2 separate regions of the Mus musculus genome follow, and region 2 is linked to region 1. A link is a loop called in an ENCODE intact Hi-C map of the cell type or tissue named here. Cell type or tissue: left cerebral cortex. All regions are shown on one strand. Each heading gives the region's core, and the rest is flanking DNA. Links, peaks and the distances in the headings are about the cores only.

Region 1 (8,324 bases), core at 310-8,309:
TGCTCTGTTCCATTGGATTGTATATTGTATTGTATACTCACCAGTATGTGTGGGGACAGCCACTGGATCCTGGGAGACCTACCAGATGCCAACAGCTGCCCCAGCAGAAATCAAGTTCCAGTAACTTCTCAGCTAGGAGTGGAGGTTGTGAGCCTCTTCATCGCTTCATCTTGTGCAGGTTCTGGGCAGGTAATCCCCAGTCCAGGGTCTTGTCCTGTCCAGAGGACACTGTTTGGCTCTGGTCCTTCTTGACCTCTGGCTTTTAGAGTCTCTCTACCCACTTGTCTCACTGGAAGCTTTCTAACCCAACACCTAAAACTGGAATGCCCCAAGGCCAGTGGGTCACAGAGCAAGACACACCCTAGTCCTTCCAAATTAATGGTTTGCAAATTAATGGTTCCACAAAGACACACCCTGGCTCATATTTCTCTTGCCATACAAAGCAAAATTAGTCTTTGGCTAATTTATGTTTCCATGGTGTCTTAGGGTTTTGTTGCTGTGAAGAGATGCCATGACCACAGAAACTCTTATAAAGGAAAATATTTCATTGGGACTGGCCTACAGGTTCAAGGGTTTAGTTCGTTATGGTTTTGGTAGGAAGCATGGAGGTTTGCAGGCAGGCAGACATGGCTGCTGAAGAAGTAATTGAGAATCCTGCATCCAGATCTGCATGCAGCAGGAAGAGAGAGACACCCCGGGCCAGGCCTGAGCATTTGAAACCCCAAAGCCCACCCTCAGTGAGGCACTTCCTCCTGTAAGGCCACGCCCACTCTAACAAAACCACACCCACTCCAACAAAACCACACCCCCTGATACTACCACTGCCTGTGCGCCTATGGGACCATTCCCATTCAAACAACCTTGTATGGTTTAAACAAACACTTCCAAGTCTTCTTGTAATCTTAGTAATTAAAAAGCAGAAGCAAGCAGCAAACAGCAAGTGGAAGCAGCCTCCACATAAGGGAAGTGGTATCAGCCACTGAGGATGGTGGCTGAGAGTTTTGCTGTGGAGCCCTGGCTAGCCTGTAACTCACTATGTAGACTTGTAGACTAGGATGGCCTCTAACTTGCAATCACACTTCCTAAGTGTTGGAATTCCGGGAGTGGGCCACCAACCTTAAAACAAACGGAGAACCAGGTGTGCGGGCACACACCTGCAATCCCAGCACCGGGGAGGTAGAGGCAGGAGGATCAGGAGTTCAAGGACCATCTTCAGCTACATGGTGAGTTCTAGGCTAACCAGGGACTATATCATGAGACCCTATTTCAAAAAACAAAAATAAAACAACAACAACAAAAAAAGCCTCACTAAATGGGACCCCCTGAATACAGGAAGTGATCTAACACAGCGCCGAATCCTGTCTCCAGAATACATGTCACAAGTGAGCTTCTCAGAGGTCCCAGAGTTTTCAGCCCTCTCTGCCCCCTCAAGCAAAGACCATGGGTGTGAGAATGTCCCCGGTCCTTCATTTCTTCCCTTCCTGGTCACTTGGTTCTCTTGTGAGATGGAAACGATGTGCATACTCCTCTCCCGAGGTCCCAACGACAAATCAAAGCTCACCCTGGGAGCCAGTTGGCTGACTTACAGAGCAAGGATGAGGGGTTACTGTCTGGAAAGCGGGCCACCCCAAAGCATCTACTTTGAAGGTCTCACCCCACCATGAATAAAGAGTTACTAGCTGTGTAGATGGGCCCCTTTTCAATTAACCTCCCAACCTATCTGCATTAGCGCCTCCCCAGACCTTCAGTTAGAGCAGAGCAGCCAGGTGCTGTGGGGCAAGCCTTGGACCCCAGAACTCAGGAGGCAGAGGCAGGAGGACCTCTGTGAGTTCAAGGCAAGCCTAGTCTATAGAAGGAGTTCCAGGATACACTGGTGATACTGAAAAATAACAAGAAAGAGCCGGGCGTGGTGGCGCATGCCTTTAATCCCAGCACTCGGGAGGGAGAGGCAGGTGGATTTCTGGGATCGAGGCCAGCCTGGTCTACAAAGTGAGTTCCAGGACAGCCAGGGCTACACGTCCAAACCCTGTCTCGAAAAAAAACAAGAAAGAAAGGAAGAAAGAAAGAAAGAAAGAAAGAAAGAAAGAGAGAGAAAGAGAGAAAAGAAAGAAGGAAAGGAAGGAAGGAAGGAAGGAAGAAAGAAAGAAAGAAAGAGAGAGAGAGAGAGAGAGAAAAGAAAGAAGGAAAGGAAGGAAGGAAAGAAGAAAGAAAGAAAGAAAGAAAGAAAGAAAGAAAGAAAGAAAGAAAGAAAGAAAGAAAGAAAGAAAGAAAGAAAGAAAGAAAGAGAAAGAGGACAGTGATGGACTAGACAAAGTATGAGTAGTGGACGGGATGGAGATATTGGCTGTTGTGCTCTGGGGAACCTCAATCTCCAACGAGACAAACGAATCCTTGTCCTAGCAAAAACAAGGCAGTCTGGCCATATCTGGCCAAGCGGGCAGGAGCTGGGGAGCCACTTCCCTCTTCAAACACCTGGCTGGCCCCCCTGCCGGCACGTGAGCTTCCAGAGACCTCCTCTGAACTCTTTGTCCCCCAAAGAGGAAGTAAGAGAAGGAGAAAATGTGGAACTAGTAAGCTGCCTGCCAACTAGGTGCCTCTGTCCTGGGGAAGAGGTGCCAGGTGCCTACGCAGCTCTGTCCCCACTCGCCCCGGCTCGCCCCGCCCCACCTCCACCGACCATCTCAGCTCCCACCTCAATGGCGCCTCTTCTACCAGCAACTGTCTTCTCCACCTGCAAGAACGTCGGCTCTGCCCCAGCGCAGGACCTCTGCAAGGACAGATCTCCAGACTAGAAAGGTTTGTTTTATTAATTTTATTTATTTATTTATTTATTTATTTTTGGTTTTTCGAGACAGAGTTTCTCTGTGTAGTCCTGGCTCTCCTGGAACTCACTCTGTAGACCAGGCTGGCCTCGAACTCAGAAATCCGCCTGTCTCTGCCTCCCAAGTGCTGGGTTTAAAGGCGTGCACCACCACACCCAGCCTATTAATTTATTTTTAAAAAATACTTTTGTGTGTGCTCACTTGTCTGTGTGTCATGGAGGCCAGAAGAAGGTATCGGACACCCCTGTAGCTGAGGTTACAGGCAGCTGTAGGTCACCATTGTGGGTGCTGGGAACAGAACCCGGGCCTCTGCAGGAGCAGCAAATGCTCTTTACTTGGAGCCTTCTCTCTTCTCTCCTCCACTTACACTGCTGGATGGAGGGGCCTGCAGTTTGCTAGGCAAGTACGTGTTCTGACAGTGAGCTGAGTCAGACCTTCAAATTAACAGCTATTTCTCTCCTGGTGTGTGTGTGTGTGTGTGTGTGTGTGTGTGTGTGTGTGTGAGAGAGAGAGAGAGAGAGAGAGAGAGAGAGAGAGAGAGAGAGAATTTGAGAATGCTGGAATGGTACTTAGAGCCTTGTGCAGATGAGAATTCTACACCTTGTACATCTAAGTACAAGCTTAGCCCCCGATTTTCCGAGAAGGGGTCTTGCGAGCATCTACCAACTGCCTGCACCACTGTGGGGGGTCTTAAAAGAAGCCGAGTGGAGAACTTGGGTAGGTAACTTTTTTTTTTTTTCCCTACACCTAGACAGACCGCCCGCCACAGCTGGAGTCTCTAGTTTTAGATCTACTTTGTGTTTATGCGTTTAAAATAGAAAATACGACCAGGACTCACGCGGTATTTTTTTTTTCTTCTTCTTCTTTTTCTTAGCAACCATAGCTGCCCGCCGCCTCGGGGCTTCCTGGAACCCACACACCGCTCCAGGCATCTGGCTCAGCCGAGAGGAGCTGAGGGGGCTGAGACCCTGCAGGGACTATGCGCCAAGGTGGCGTCTCCAGGGCCCCTCTATGGCCCTACGTGGCACAGGGTGGTAGCTCTGGGCGTTCTCAGCCCTGTGCACTGGAAACCTGGGGACGCTGGGGTCCCTGCATGGAGATGAGACTCTTGTGGGGTGGGTCCCAGATAAGATTGGGCTCCAAGTAGGGATGGCCAGAGGTCCCAGGTGGGGATGGGATCTGGGTGGAGATAAGACTGGGGAAGGGGATACCGGCCCTGGGTAGGGGTGGGACCAGGGTGAGTATGAGACCAAGGGAGATGGGTGGGAATGGGAACGGGTTGGGAGGGGGAATATGGGCCCCGGGTGGGGACGGGACTTGGGTGGAGGTGTGGTGGACCCAGGAGGGGATGGGCCTTGGTTGGCTACCACTGGGGCAGAAGCATCTCTGGATAGCCCCAGGAGGGCAGGGATCCGGAAAGGCGACCTCCTGTCCCCGCCCCCGTTGATGGCGCGGTGAAGTCGAAGTCTCTCCGGGTTCAGGGCCACGATCCCCAAGCTGGAGACCGCGCTGCCCCTCCGCACCCACCGCCCTTACCTCCGCCTCAGACTCCGGAGTCAGGGAGAGCGCGAACTCGCGTGCCCCAGTGCTCACCGGCTCAAGCTGATCGGCGTCCAGAAGGATGCCCTGCCCTGACCTGGTGCCATAGCCCGGAGGTCGGCCTGGCGGAGGCGGAGCAGGTGCGGTCGCTGGGCCGGCCGCCGGCCGAGCGAGCAGCGCCGCCCAGTGGCAGCACCGCGCTCTGCAGCGGCCACAACGCGGGAAGCTCGGGTGCTGCGCTCTCGCGTTGCATCCCCAACAGCCTAGGAGAGCGGCTGTAAACCAGCTCTGGCTGCAGGTTAAAAACCCACAGGGAGGTTTTTAATCAGACCGGGTGCTGTGCCTCACAGCACTTCCCAGATAGAAGCAGGAGGATCAAGAGTCGTTATCCTTAGTTACATAGTGGGTTAGGTTCGACACCACCCTGGGCTACAGGAGATCTTGGAAAGCCTTGAGGAGGGGTAGGTAGCTCATCTCTTCCTCTCCAAGTCAGATTTTTATTTGTTTTACAGTTATTTGTGTGTGTGTGTGCGCGCGTGTCCGTCTTCACAGCTTTTAAAATAAGCTCCAACCCCATCCTACAAAATAAAATGGCTCAGAGAGGAAAGGTGTTGCAGGTCGAGTCTGAGGACCTGAAATAGACCCCCCATGACCCTTGAGTGGACGCAGAGAACTGACTCCTTGAGGTTGTCCTCTGAGCTCTATACACCTGTGCTGGCACATGTGGCCTACACACATGTACACACACACTAATTAGTAAACGTGACACACATAAAAATATAACATATTTGGGAAAGCTGTGGGGACGGGCAGGGTGGGGCAAAGATGGGATTCTGGGACTCTGGTGAAGTGAGTGGGCTAGACTTAGTGGCTCCCAAAAAGAAAGACAGGGGGTGCGGGGGGGGGCAAAGGGAGAGAGAGAGAGAGAGAGAGAGAGAGAGAATGAATATGAATGAATAGGTGATAAATTTGACACACCCAGGCTGGGAGGCTCACCCAAATTCTGCAGTGCCTGGGCCAAGGAGGAGGCCCTCCTTCCAATACAAACGGGGAAGCTCAAAGGGGAGAGGACCAGACCATAGTCTAGTTTTGAATTTCTAGCTGATGCCTTTTAAAATATTATGTTTATTTTTAAACGGGCTGGTCTTAGGGTTGGAAATAAATACCCACCACCCTGATCCTTCCCTGCTGTGTGTGTGAGTTCATCTTCTATCTGACAACCCTCCAGAGCAATCTAAACTGGCTCCATCTGGCTTTTGCGTGCCCTGGGGCTGCTGGCTCCCCACTTCTGGAAGTGTGACTGATTTTCCACATCCATCCAGACTCTCCAGCTCTCTGCCCAGCATCTTCTGGGAAATTCTTGGCAGTGCCTTGGGTACCAGGCACTTAGAAAGGGAATCCACTGAGACCACACATGGCCATCCATCCATCCATCCATTCATCCATCATAGCTATGACATGTCTAGTTCTGAGTTCTTTCACGAGTCACCCCCACCCCCACCCCCCTCTAGCAAGCCTGCCAGGGCTGGGAACTGCTGGAAGAGCCCAGGCTGGCCTTGGTTGGCCAGCAGCACTGAGTGGCAAAAGCCACTGGGTGGACAACCAGAAGAAAGGCTAGGGGAGGTGAGCGAGGGCTGAGGCTTGGCAGGGTGTCCCATGGTCACCAGGCGCTGCCTATACTGCGTTGGTTCAGCTGTAGCCTGGCCATGAGGCCTAGGAAAGGCGGGAACTGGATTGAAGTTTCATTCAGCAAGGTGGTAATTTGGGGGTGAGAGAGGAAGTTGGGGAGAGTGCACTAAAGGTTTGGATATCTGGAAGGCCAGTTTCTTTGAAGTTCGTTATAACCAAACTTTAAGAGTACTTTTGGGAGGGAGAGGCGGGAGGATCAAGGTTTGAGGTGATTCCCTGGTACCTGTATGTTTGAAGTTAGCCCGGGCTAGGCTTAGGGAAATTGTCAATTTCTGGAGAAGTTGTCACACTCTAAAGGATCTGGGAAGCCAGAAATCACTGTGTTTCTGGAATCCCGTGTCCCAACCCACTTTTTGAACTGGGGACCCAGGAGAAATGGGGAGCTGTCCTGCCCTTTTTCTACCAAGTCAGTCACTAATTGGTTTTGACACACCCCCACTCAGGGCTTCACCTGGTGAAGGTCCTAAGCCAAGGACCCTGCCCAAGGCCGCAGGAAAGATTTTAAACAAAGAGCTGAATTCGCACAGGGTCTAGCCTCTTAGAGGACTCAAGGCTATGGTCCCCAGGTTCTACCCCAAGTGGTCCTGGAAAGGCCTGGAATGCGCTGCTAGCCAGAGGCCTGGAATGCAGCCTGCAGAGGCCGCACCCTGCCCAAACCAGTTTGAACCAGCTGCGGGAAGAAGCCAGTCCAGTCCCTTGGAGCTCCCTCTGGCGCCCAAGCTGTCTTAGAACTGCAGCCGGTTTTAGACTAGGTCTCTGTGGGTGGGGGCGGGGCCCCAGCAAGGCCTGGAGATGGGAGTGGGGGTGGGGTGGTGATAAGTGGGGTGTGTGTAGGGGGGAGTTGGGGGTGCCTGCCCAGCCTCTGCCCAGCGTGGAGACTCCCGGGAACCCTGAGCTGGGCCCCAGGTCACGTCCTTCCATTCCCGCATCTTTGGGCTTCACCTCATGGCACACAGTGGTCGATCTGCCTTTCAGCATCCAGGCCTAAGCCCTGCCTGCGGTGGTGCAGGACAGTTATGCCCCCGGTTTAGGTGGAGGCAGGAGAATCGGAGATTCAAGGACGTTCTAGGGTACATATCAAGTTTGAGGCCTTGATACATATATGATCCTATTTCAAAGAGAGGAGAAACACACAAATTGTGAACACAGTGAAAATTCTTTTTTTATGTGTGTATTTAAACTTTCATTGGATTTACGTATTGTTGGGGGAGGGGAGGAGTGTGTGTGTGTACGTACACGTGTGAAAATCAGGACATTTTTGTGTGGGGAGGGTGTCCATTCTCTCCTTCCATCATGTAATTCCCAGGAATTGTTGGCTACAGACCTTGTTCAGGTGGAATCCTGACACTGTGAGTTAGTTGCTGTGGGATGTGGCCTTAGCTTTGAGTTTTGGATGACACTGGAGTTAGTCCCTTGTGCCAGGTTCTGGGCTTGCTCAGCTGTGGCACTTCTAGGCTCTGCAAGTGTCATCACGTTGGTGGCCCAAGTGTGTGTCACTGTGTGCCGGGCACTATTCCCAGATTGCTGGGTTCCCATCACACCAGCGTGAACATCAGCCCTGCAATGTCTCCATTGAATGGAGGTGGAAACAGGCCTGGAGAGATTGAGCATTGTGGTCATCTTCATAGCTAATCAGTGAGAGTGTGTAGAAGCCAGGAATGGTGGCACACACATTTAAACCCAGCACTCAGGGGGCAGAGGCAGGTGGATTTCTGTAAGTTTGGGGCTAGCCTTGTCTACAAAGCAAGTCCAGGATAGTCAGGAGTATATAGAGAAACCTTGTTTGGGGAAAGAAAAGGAAACAAGAAAAGAAAAGATCATATAGAGGATGGGCAGTTAACTGCAAGGGCTCCATGCAGCCACAGGGAGGAGGGACGACATCACCAAAGGGTCCCCTCCCCCACAGGCTCATGAACACTTTGTTCTCCAGTTGGTGGCACTGTGGTGGGAGCTATGGAACCTTTAGGAGGCACAGCCCTGCTGGAGGAAGTTTATCAGTTGGCGTGGATTTTGAGGGGTACAGTCTCACCCCGCTTCCAGTTTGCTCTTCCTGTTTCCTGTGTGCAGTTGAGACTCGATCTCTAAGCTCTGGCCTCCTATGGCCACTGCGACCCACCCTCTGGAAGAAAGGCAAACCCTTCCCTCTTCCTTAAGTGGCTTTGGTCATGGTGTTTTACCACAGCAACAGAAAAGTATCCCACATACCAGGCTGAGGCAGTTTAGTGACTCAGCAGCTGGTTTGGGGGTGCCTAGGTGCCTACTTGAAACCCTAGT
Region 2 (8,324 bases), core at 82-8,081, 330 kb before region 1:
AGCTCAGAACTCCAAAGGGAACATTTGAGCCTGCAGCTTTGAGGAGGAGGTAAAGGGTGTTAAGCAGGGCCTGTCACACAGGGCATTGTGGGAGCCTGGACTTGCTCTCTGGTACAAGGAAGCCACTCACAATGACCACCAATTATTTATTTGTTTATTTGCTTATTGCTTATTGGTTAATTGATTGGGACTGGATGGCCTGAAACTTGCTATATAAACCAGGCTGGTCTTGAACTCAGAGATCTGCCTGCTTCTGCCCTAAGTGCTGGGATTAAAGGTACAATGTCATGAGGACACGCCACACCTGGCTCTGAAGACAGCATCTGTTTTGAAGGTCCAACAGTTCCCTTGTCCCAGGCTGGGGGAGGGGGCGTGGACCCTCTAAATGCCCTCAGTGTTGTCTTGCTCCCAGAAGGGCAGCCTCGGTTTCCTTCCTACAGACCCACCACAGCACAGCTCTAGAGAGATGTGGGGCTCAGTGGGTAAACTTGCCTGCTGCTAAACCTGGTGACCCAGTTTGATCCCAGGTCCCACATAGTGGGAGAAGAGAACTTACAGGCTGTCCTCTGACCTCCACTCACACTGGGTAACACCTATGAGCCCCCACTCATACACAGTAAATAAATGTAATAAAAAATGATAGAATTTGGTTCTGCTAGGGGCTCCAGGGAATTCCTAGTGCCCATGGTTCCCCTTTCTTTCCCTTCCTTCCCTTCTCTTACCAGCTTCAAACTTGCAATCCTCCTGTCTCACTGTCTTCAGCTCACAGACCTCTGCCCTGTGTCATTCTGTCACTGTGTCTGGCCCTTATTGATTTACTCAGAGACAAAGCAGGACGATAAAGCCCTGTGGGTGAATTCTGCCCACTACCACAGAAGGGGCAAGTCCAGAAGTGCAGCTTTGCCTTTCCACATAGAGAGTGCTTATGTGCAAATGTGTGTGTGCATGTACGTGTATGCATGTATGTTTGTGTAGGTTTGTGAGCAGGTAGGTGTGATCAGATATGGGTGTGCAGGTATGTGTGTGCATGCAAGTGTGTGCATGTGTGTGCATATGTGTGTACATGCATGTGGGTGTATACGTGTGTGTGTGTGTGTGTGTGTGCGTGCAGGTGGGTGTATACATGCATGTGTGTGTGCAGGTACATGGGTGTGTGCATGCATGTGTATGTGAGTACACAGAGACCCCATTCTCTGCTCCGTGCCATCTGAAGTGATCTTTAGACTCTCTCTGGGAAGGCGTGTATCTGGTCTTCGGTTAGGCTGTCAGTGTGTCCAAGGCACTCTCCACCTCCTCTGGCTGTGCTTGGGTGGTTTCCAGCCTTGCTCTGCCACACACAGGCCCTGGGACACATCCTCCTGCCTGCCTCCTGCATACCATGAGTGAGTGAGCTTTTCCAGGACATTGGTGGGGTTGGGGAGCCTTGGAGGATGTGCCTGTGTGAGTTTGAACTACACGGGTTAAATTAGACTCCAAACACTCAACTGACCAATCAGTGGCTTTCTGTCCAAAAGCCGCAGGCTGCCAGCACACAGAGCTAAAGGAACTAGTAGAGTAATACAGGAATAAAAAATGCTAATATTTACAGAATATGGGCCAATGTCACATCAGCCAGGTCTGCAGTTTTTTGTGGGCAGAAGGGATGTGACCTCTGGACACCCTGCTGAGATGGCCTGAGGCAGAAGGGAAAAGTGACCTCTCTCCAGACCCCCATAGTCTCTGCCAGGCTGGCTGCTGGCCAAATCCCCAGCTGGGGAGCCTGCAGGAGCCACGTGACCCTGGGTAAGCTCCTCCCCTTCTTAGACAAGGCTTAATGACCTTCATCTTCTGGGTTTGGGATTCACCACAGGGTGTGGACATTAGTGGGCTTCCCTGCACCTCCAGGACTGAACCATAGCCAGTAGCAGAAGAGTGAGTAGCCTCACAGGGGCGGCTTTGCGTTCCGGAATGGGTGGGGAAGGAGCCTCAGCCTGTTCCTCATGTGGTCTCGGCACTTAATAAAAGTGCAGGCTCTAGCTATAGGGACTGTGTGGTCCTGTCAGGGGACTCAGCAGACAACAAAGTGATGGCTGAGGCTATGATCCACTACAACTGGGTTCATTCCAACAAGCAATGGGGCCAGGCGGTGTGTGCTGGGGTCGACTGTGATGTCATTGGGCCACCTGGGGTTGTGTTTGCACAGGTGTTTGTGGTGGGTCTGGAAGTTGGAGCCACCAAAATAGGATTGGGCTGCAGGTATCCTGAAAGGAGGGCCCTGCTGGGGTGGCACATACCTGGCCTCAGCAACCCAGGAGGTTGAGGCAGGAGGATTGCAATTTTGAGGTCACCCTGGGCTACATAATGAGACCCTGTCTCAAAATAAAAAAATAGGGATTAGAGGAAGAGCAGGAGCAGGGTGGGGTGGCGCACGCCTTTAATCCCAGTACTCGGGAGGCAGAGGCAGGCGGATTTCTGAGTTCGAGGCCAGCCTGGTCTACAAAGTGAGTTCCAGGACAGCCAGGGCTACACAGAGAAACCCTGTCTCAAAAAAACAAAAAAAACAAAAAAAAACAAAACAAAAAAAAAACAAAAAGGAAGAGGGTGTCTGGAGAGGGGAGGGTTCTGGATAGGAAGGGTGTCTAAAGGGGGGAGGGTTCTGGAAGGGGGGGAGGGTGTCTGGATGGGAAGGGTGTCTAAAGGGGGGAAGGTATCTGGAGGGGGAGGGTGTCAGGAGGGGGGAGGGTGTCTCAAGGAGGAGGGATTCTGGAGGGGGAGGGTGTCTGGAGGGGGAGGGTGTCTGGAGGGGGGAGGGTATCTGGAGGGGGAGGGTTCTGGAGGGGGGAGGGTATCTGGAGGGGGGTTGTCTGGAGGGAGTGGTAGAGGGAAGGGAGGGCCAAGAACAGCAGAAGGCACCACCCAGATGTGCCAGGGTCCTGCCTCAATCAGGCCAAGAGTTTCTGGGAGAGCCCTGAAACCTAGAGATGTTGCTGGTCACTCAGTCACTAAGCCACATCTTTTGGAAGGTCTTGTACCCAAGCCTGGCCATGGTCTCAGCCCCATAGGGACTTCTGCTTGTCTGTCGTTGAGTGGTCCTAATTCTGGACCCCAGTCTTAAGGTGTCGGGGCAAGTGCTCCATCACCGAGCAGTCAGCACCAAAGTAGCCTCAGGGAACAAGAAACAAATACTCACCACAACACGACAACCCCTCTCAACAACAACAACAAAGGAAGAATAAAACCTCCTTACAAAATGAAGCAGGCTGCCTCCATCTCGAGAGAGATGTCCTGATTAGGTGTCAAAACCAAGACATCCCCAGATCTAAACAAAAGCTGATTTATGCAAAATGCAAGCTCATTACAAGTCAGTTAGGACAAGCTTTGGGGACAAACATCCTTTAACCAATTCCACCCCGCCCCTTCCATAGCCCAGGTGCAGTGGGAGGCTCCTGCCTTCCGGGGGGGCCCCACACCCCTGCCCATCTGATGGGTATAGCCAAGGAAAGTGTGGAGAGTCAGTGGGTTTTACATTCAGTTTTTACGGTCCCCAAACTCCATCCATGGATGCCTGATAACCTGACGACATTTTAGCTGAAGAGATTCATATAAACACACTTAAAAAGAAGTAGAGCTCACAGTGGAAGCAACCTCCCCTGGTTAGGTGGTCCTGCAGATCCAAGCCTGGACACACAGTCTCTACAAGAGGTTGACGGAGACTCCGTTTCCTGTCCTGATAGTGCTGGGCAAACAGTTCTGCCCTTTAAAGTGAAGAGAAAAGAGGTACCAAACTGGCAGAGGTGGGAGAACTCGGCACACAGTAGGTGCCTGTCCTGGTTAGGGCTAGTGCATTTCTAAGTCTCCTAAACCTTGGTGATCCCAGAAGGGCTGTAGGTCTGCCACTTAACCACAGTACTTGGAAGGATGAGCGCTTCCTCTGAGTGGCCACCAGAGGGCGAACGTACCTTTCCGACAAAGCCTGGAGGTGCCGACTTCTCTCCACACAGCTACACAGGGACCCTTCTCAGGGGAGCCTGGCCTGGGACCTGCCCTCTAGGGACAGCCACCACTGCTGTGGGTGTTCTTGTTGTGCTTTGGGCAAGAGGCTAATGTGCTAGGACCTTGCCTCCTTATGTGTGATGCTTTCTCTGCAGGCCCAGAGAGCTCATCACTGCTTTCTCCTGTTCTTAGTGTCCTGCTGGGTCACATCAGGGCAAGGAGCCCAGCTTGTGCGATGAGTTATGATTGACAGGGACCGGACCCTTGCTGAATGCTCTGCCCCCTGCCTGAGATGCCCTGTGACCCTATGTAACTGTCTGGGGCTTCTGGAAAAGACTCGCTGTCCGCTTGGCTAAGGCAATAGATACCACCCCCATTCCTTCCCCTACCAACCTCCACAGCACCCCCACCCCCACATGTCACCACCCTCTTGAATCACAGGGCAACTGGGTGACACTGAGACCCAATATGTCAAGGACCAGAGGCAAAGCAGCCACAGAGTGACTGGACACTGGTTCCTCTGTCTAGGAAGTTCTTGAGCTGATATCCAAGCAGTGGTTCCTGATTTCCTCTCAGCTCACTGCAGAGCCCTCCCCAGAGACCCTAACCCACTGGCCCTCAGCTTCTCTCCTCGCCTCTGACAGAGCAAACGACCTTTCTTATTCTCAGTCAGACCTGTTTCTGGAAGTCGCAATGCAGTTAGACAGGATCACAGGAATTTTAGTGGGATGTTTAAGTGTGTTGTCCTTCCTTCAGGAGCCCCCTACTCACTCTACAGAGTGAGTTTCAGGACAGCCAAGGCTACACAGAGAAACCCTGTCTCGAAAAACCAAAAAAAAAAAAAAAAAAAAAAAAAAAAAAAAATCACCAGGGGCTGGCAAGATGGCTCAGTGAGTAAGGGCGCTTGCAGCCAAGCTGGATACTCTGAGTTCAATCCCCAGGACCCACAAACTGAAAGGAGAAACATCAGCTCCCACAAATTGTCCTCTGACCCCCACAAGCATGCCATGGAGCTCACAAGCGTGTGTGTGTGTGTGTGTGTGTGTGTGTGTGTGTGATAAAGAATTCACCAGAACCAATAAGCAGTCAGTGGTGCTGTGTTGCTGGTGGCGGCTGGTGGCTGCTGGTGGCATTCCTTCTCCCTGTTTCCGCCCTCCCTCCCCTACACAGCCCATATTCTCAGAGGTCTCCATCCATCTACTTGGATTTGATGCCTGGCATTAACCTCACCCCGGGGAGCTTTTAATTGAATCAGGCAGAGTCCCTCTGAAGATCACAGCAGCACACATGAAGGCTCTGGCTGCCTGCGGCTCCTCTTTAGCTCCGGAGTGAAACCTTGTTTCCCCAATGAGCTGCCTCTGAAGAGAAGAAGAGGGACGTTAACAAAGATTTACTGCCTTCCTCAAGTTCAGACTCCTAAGTGAACACGGCAGTGAGTGCTCCGTGGGTACTCTGGGTACTCTGTAGCTGGTACTGTGAGAAAAATGACTCCCACCAGGATGGTGGACGTGGGGGACATGCCCATACTCACAGCATTCAGGAGGATAAGGCAGGAGGAGCCTGAGTCCCAGGCCAGCCTCGGCTACTAGGGAGCACCGTCGCAGGAACAAACAAACAAACAAATCAATAAAAAGAAGGGGCCTCGTGAAAATGCAGATCTGGATTTTATAGTTAACAATAGCCTCAAGGGATTTTGCCTTGTTTGAAATGTGCAAGAATAACATTAAGAAAGGTTTAGAACATTTTTGTAAATTATGACATGGTTTAAGCCATGTGTTAAGTCTTAAGCATAAACGTGGAGAGAATCCATTCTCCGTGACCACACGCTAGCATCCTCCAAACCCCTCCATTCCTCTCCAGCCTGATTGGCTCTCCTGGTGTTACAGCTTAGCTCCAGATGGGAAGCATTTTTTCATTGCTATAATAAAACACCTGAGGCTGAGCCCTTTAAAGAGAAAAGGGGTTGGGGTGGTGCCTGGTGAGATGACTCGGTGGTAAAGATGCTTCCCACTGGACCCAAGTTCAGTCTCCAGGATCCACGTGATGAAGAAAACTGACTCCTGCAAGTTGTCCTCTGACCATCACATGTGTTCCATGGCACATGTTCATGTGTGTACACGTATATGTATGTGTCTATGTATATGAAGTATATGTATATGTATACACAGGGTGGGGAAGGAAATAGACCTGGAATGATCTTTGAAACCTCAAAGCCCACTCGCAGTGACACACATGTTCCCACAGCATTGACCACGCCGTGTGCCTGCAGTGGGGCCCCAGAGCACAGGGACCAGGCTGGGTGGGGGTGGGGGACAGAGAGCTGGTGAGGCAGCTGTCCCAGCTTCCTGTTGCCCCGAGAAAGGTTGTCACAACTGTAACCCAACTTCAGGAGGGAGAAGAGGAGGAAGGGGAGGAGCGAGAGAGAAGAAAGGGAAGGAGGAAAGGGAACAGAGAGAGGATGAGAAAGGGAAGGAAAAGGGGTAGGGAAAAGGAAGGGGAAGAAAGAGGGGAGGAGGGGGCTGGTGAGATGGCTCAGTGGTTAAGAGTGCCGACTGTTCTTCCAAAGGTCCTAAGTTCAAATCCCAGTAACCACATGGTGGCTCACAACCATCCATAACAAAAATCTGATGCCCTCTTCTGGTGTGTCTGAAGACAGCTACAGTGTGCTTACATATAATAAATAAATAAATAAATAAATAAATATTTTTTAAAAAAAAAGAGGGGAGAAAAAAACGGGAGGAGGAGGGAGGAGAGGAGGAAGGGGAGGAGAAAGGGGAAGAAGGGAGGGGGAAAGAAAGGGGAGGAGGACAGAGGTAGGGGAGGAGGACAGAGGAAGGGGAGGAGGGAAGGTATGGGAGCCAATGTAGCCCTGAGTGACTATGCATTGTTGACACAGGCAAGGCCATGCCACCAACCAAGGCCTTGTGTCCAGTGGGACACTGGCACCCCTGGGTCAGGCTTGGGAAAAGCCAAGCTCTCCCTTGGTCCTAGAATCAGTGTTTATGAATATTAAAGAGTCTTAGAGTTCAGCTATTGTGAATAGACACCATGACCACAGCAACTCTTATGAAGGCAAACGTTTCATTGGAGCTGGCTTACAGATTCAGAGGTTTAGTCTATTATCATCATAGCAGGAAGCATGGCAGCATCCAGGCAGACATGGTGCTGGAGAAGGAGCTGAGAGTTCTGCATCTTGATTCAAAGGCAACCAGGAGAGATTGCGGTCCTCGGGCAGCTAGGAGGAAGTTCTCTTCCACAATGGGTGGAATCTGAGCATAGGAAGAGACCTCGAAGCCCACCTCCACGGCGACACACTTCCTCCAACAAGGCCACACCTCCTAACAGTGCCACTCCCTATGGGCCAAGCATATTCAAACCACCACAACCAGTATAGGGGGAAAGAAAAAAGAAAAAAAGAAAAAAAACCTAGACATTGCAGCTTCCTCCTCTGGGACGTTGTATCCCCAGACGACCCATCTACAGAGACCTCTCCTGCAAGTTTAGGTGACTCCACCGCTGTACACTCTGAGGTTCCAGTTTGCAGGTTGCTGTGGTTGGTGTGGTTCCGTCAGAGTGCGCACAGCCCCCCTGACCCCAGCTCTCCTTCATTTACTTACCACCCCAGTCGGGCTTCCAGACCCCTCCATGCAGATCATTACAGGAGGGCGAAGCAGCAGCCGCTAGTCTGGGGAAAGATGAAGTCAGTTCGCCAGGTCCCCAGGCAGATTTTGAACTTTGTGGTCTAGCTCTCCACCTTCAGGATGTCATTATTGCCTAGGTGACTCAGTTCTCCTTTCAAGAGCGCTCATCTCTAGCTCCCCACCCCATGTTCTTCTGCGACCCCCTCATCCCTTCACTGACATTGGCGCCCTCTTCTGGTCTCCACAAGCGCTGCACGCACATGCTGAAGATAGCGCCCAGGATTTCATGACAGCCAGGCAAGCGCCCTACCCACTGAGCGGTATCTTGGCTTTTCTTACATTGGAATCACCCACCTGATTATAGAATAGAATACGCTGATTGGCCAGGATCACTCTCCACCTAAGAGACTCGGTTTAGGCGGGGCAACCACCATCAGTAAGTACCTCCAGGGCCCTGAGGTCTTATCTTCAAGAGGGGCTAGGCAGAAACCTCAAGACCCATCCACCATGCCAAGAGTCCCTTTCTGACTCGTCTCCTAAACCGAGCTCAGCTGGGGAAGCTTGAGTTTGTGCCCAGAATGGGATTTCCCACGCAGAGCCACCAAAGCACCCACCCATGCAGGACCCAGGAGACACCTGCGGTGGCAATGTGGGCTCAGCCTTCAGTGCTCCGCGCAGATGCTGTGAGGTCTCACGGGTCCTCTGCCGTGG

The links. Peaks named below come from ENCODE experiments on the same cell type or tissue, not always from the same donor. Only the 100,000 strongest peaks of a DNase experiment are listed, where the experiment ranks them.
Region 2: it touches region 1 in a loop (4-fold over the local background); 21 of 42 quality-filtered maps call a loop at or near these places.

Annotation. Positions count from the first base shown.
Region 1 is chr2:168,113,540-168,121,863 of GRCm38, reverse strand. No RefSeq gene overlaps it. Among named protein-coding and RNA genes, the nearest start is that of Gm46787, 27 kb to the left of the region's middle. In left cerebral cortex, for the core only: CTCF peaks have their summits at 4,554, 6,736 and 7,961 (motif pointing right); DNase peaks (open chromatin) are centred at 3,691, 4,556, 6,743, 7,944 and 2 more places; H3K4me3 peaks cover 1,334 bases; H3K27ac peaks cover 877 bases.
Region 2 is chr2:168,441,230-168,449,553 of GRCm38, reverse strand. Gm33413 (a long non-coding RNA gene) reads right to left here. Exons shown (of 4, transcript XR_867021.1): 2 at 8,250-8,324; 3 at 7,968-8,013; 4 at 7,149-7,657. Among named protein-coding and RNA genes, the nearest start is that of Gm33413, 5.9 kb to the right of the region's middle. In left cerebral cortex, for the core only: CTCF peaks have their summits at 3,920 (motif pointing right) and 7,850 (motif pointing left); a DNase peak (open chromatin) is centred at 3,933; H3K27ac peaks cover 273 bases.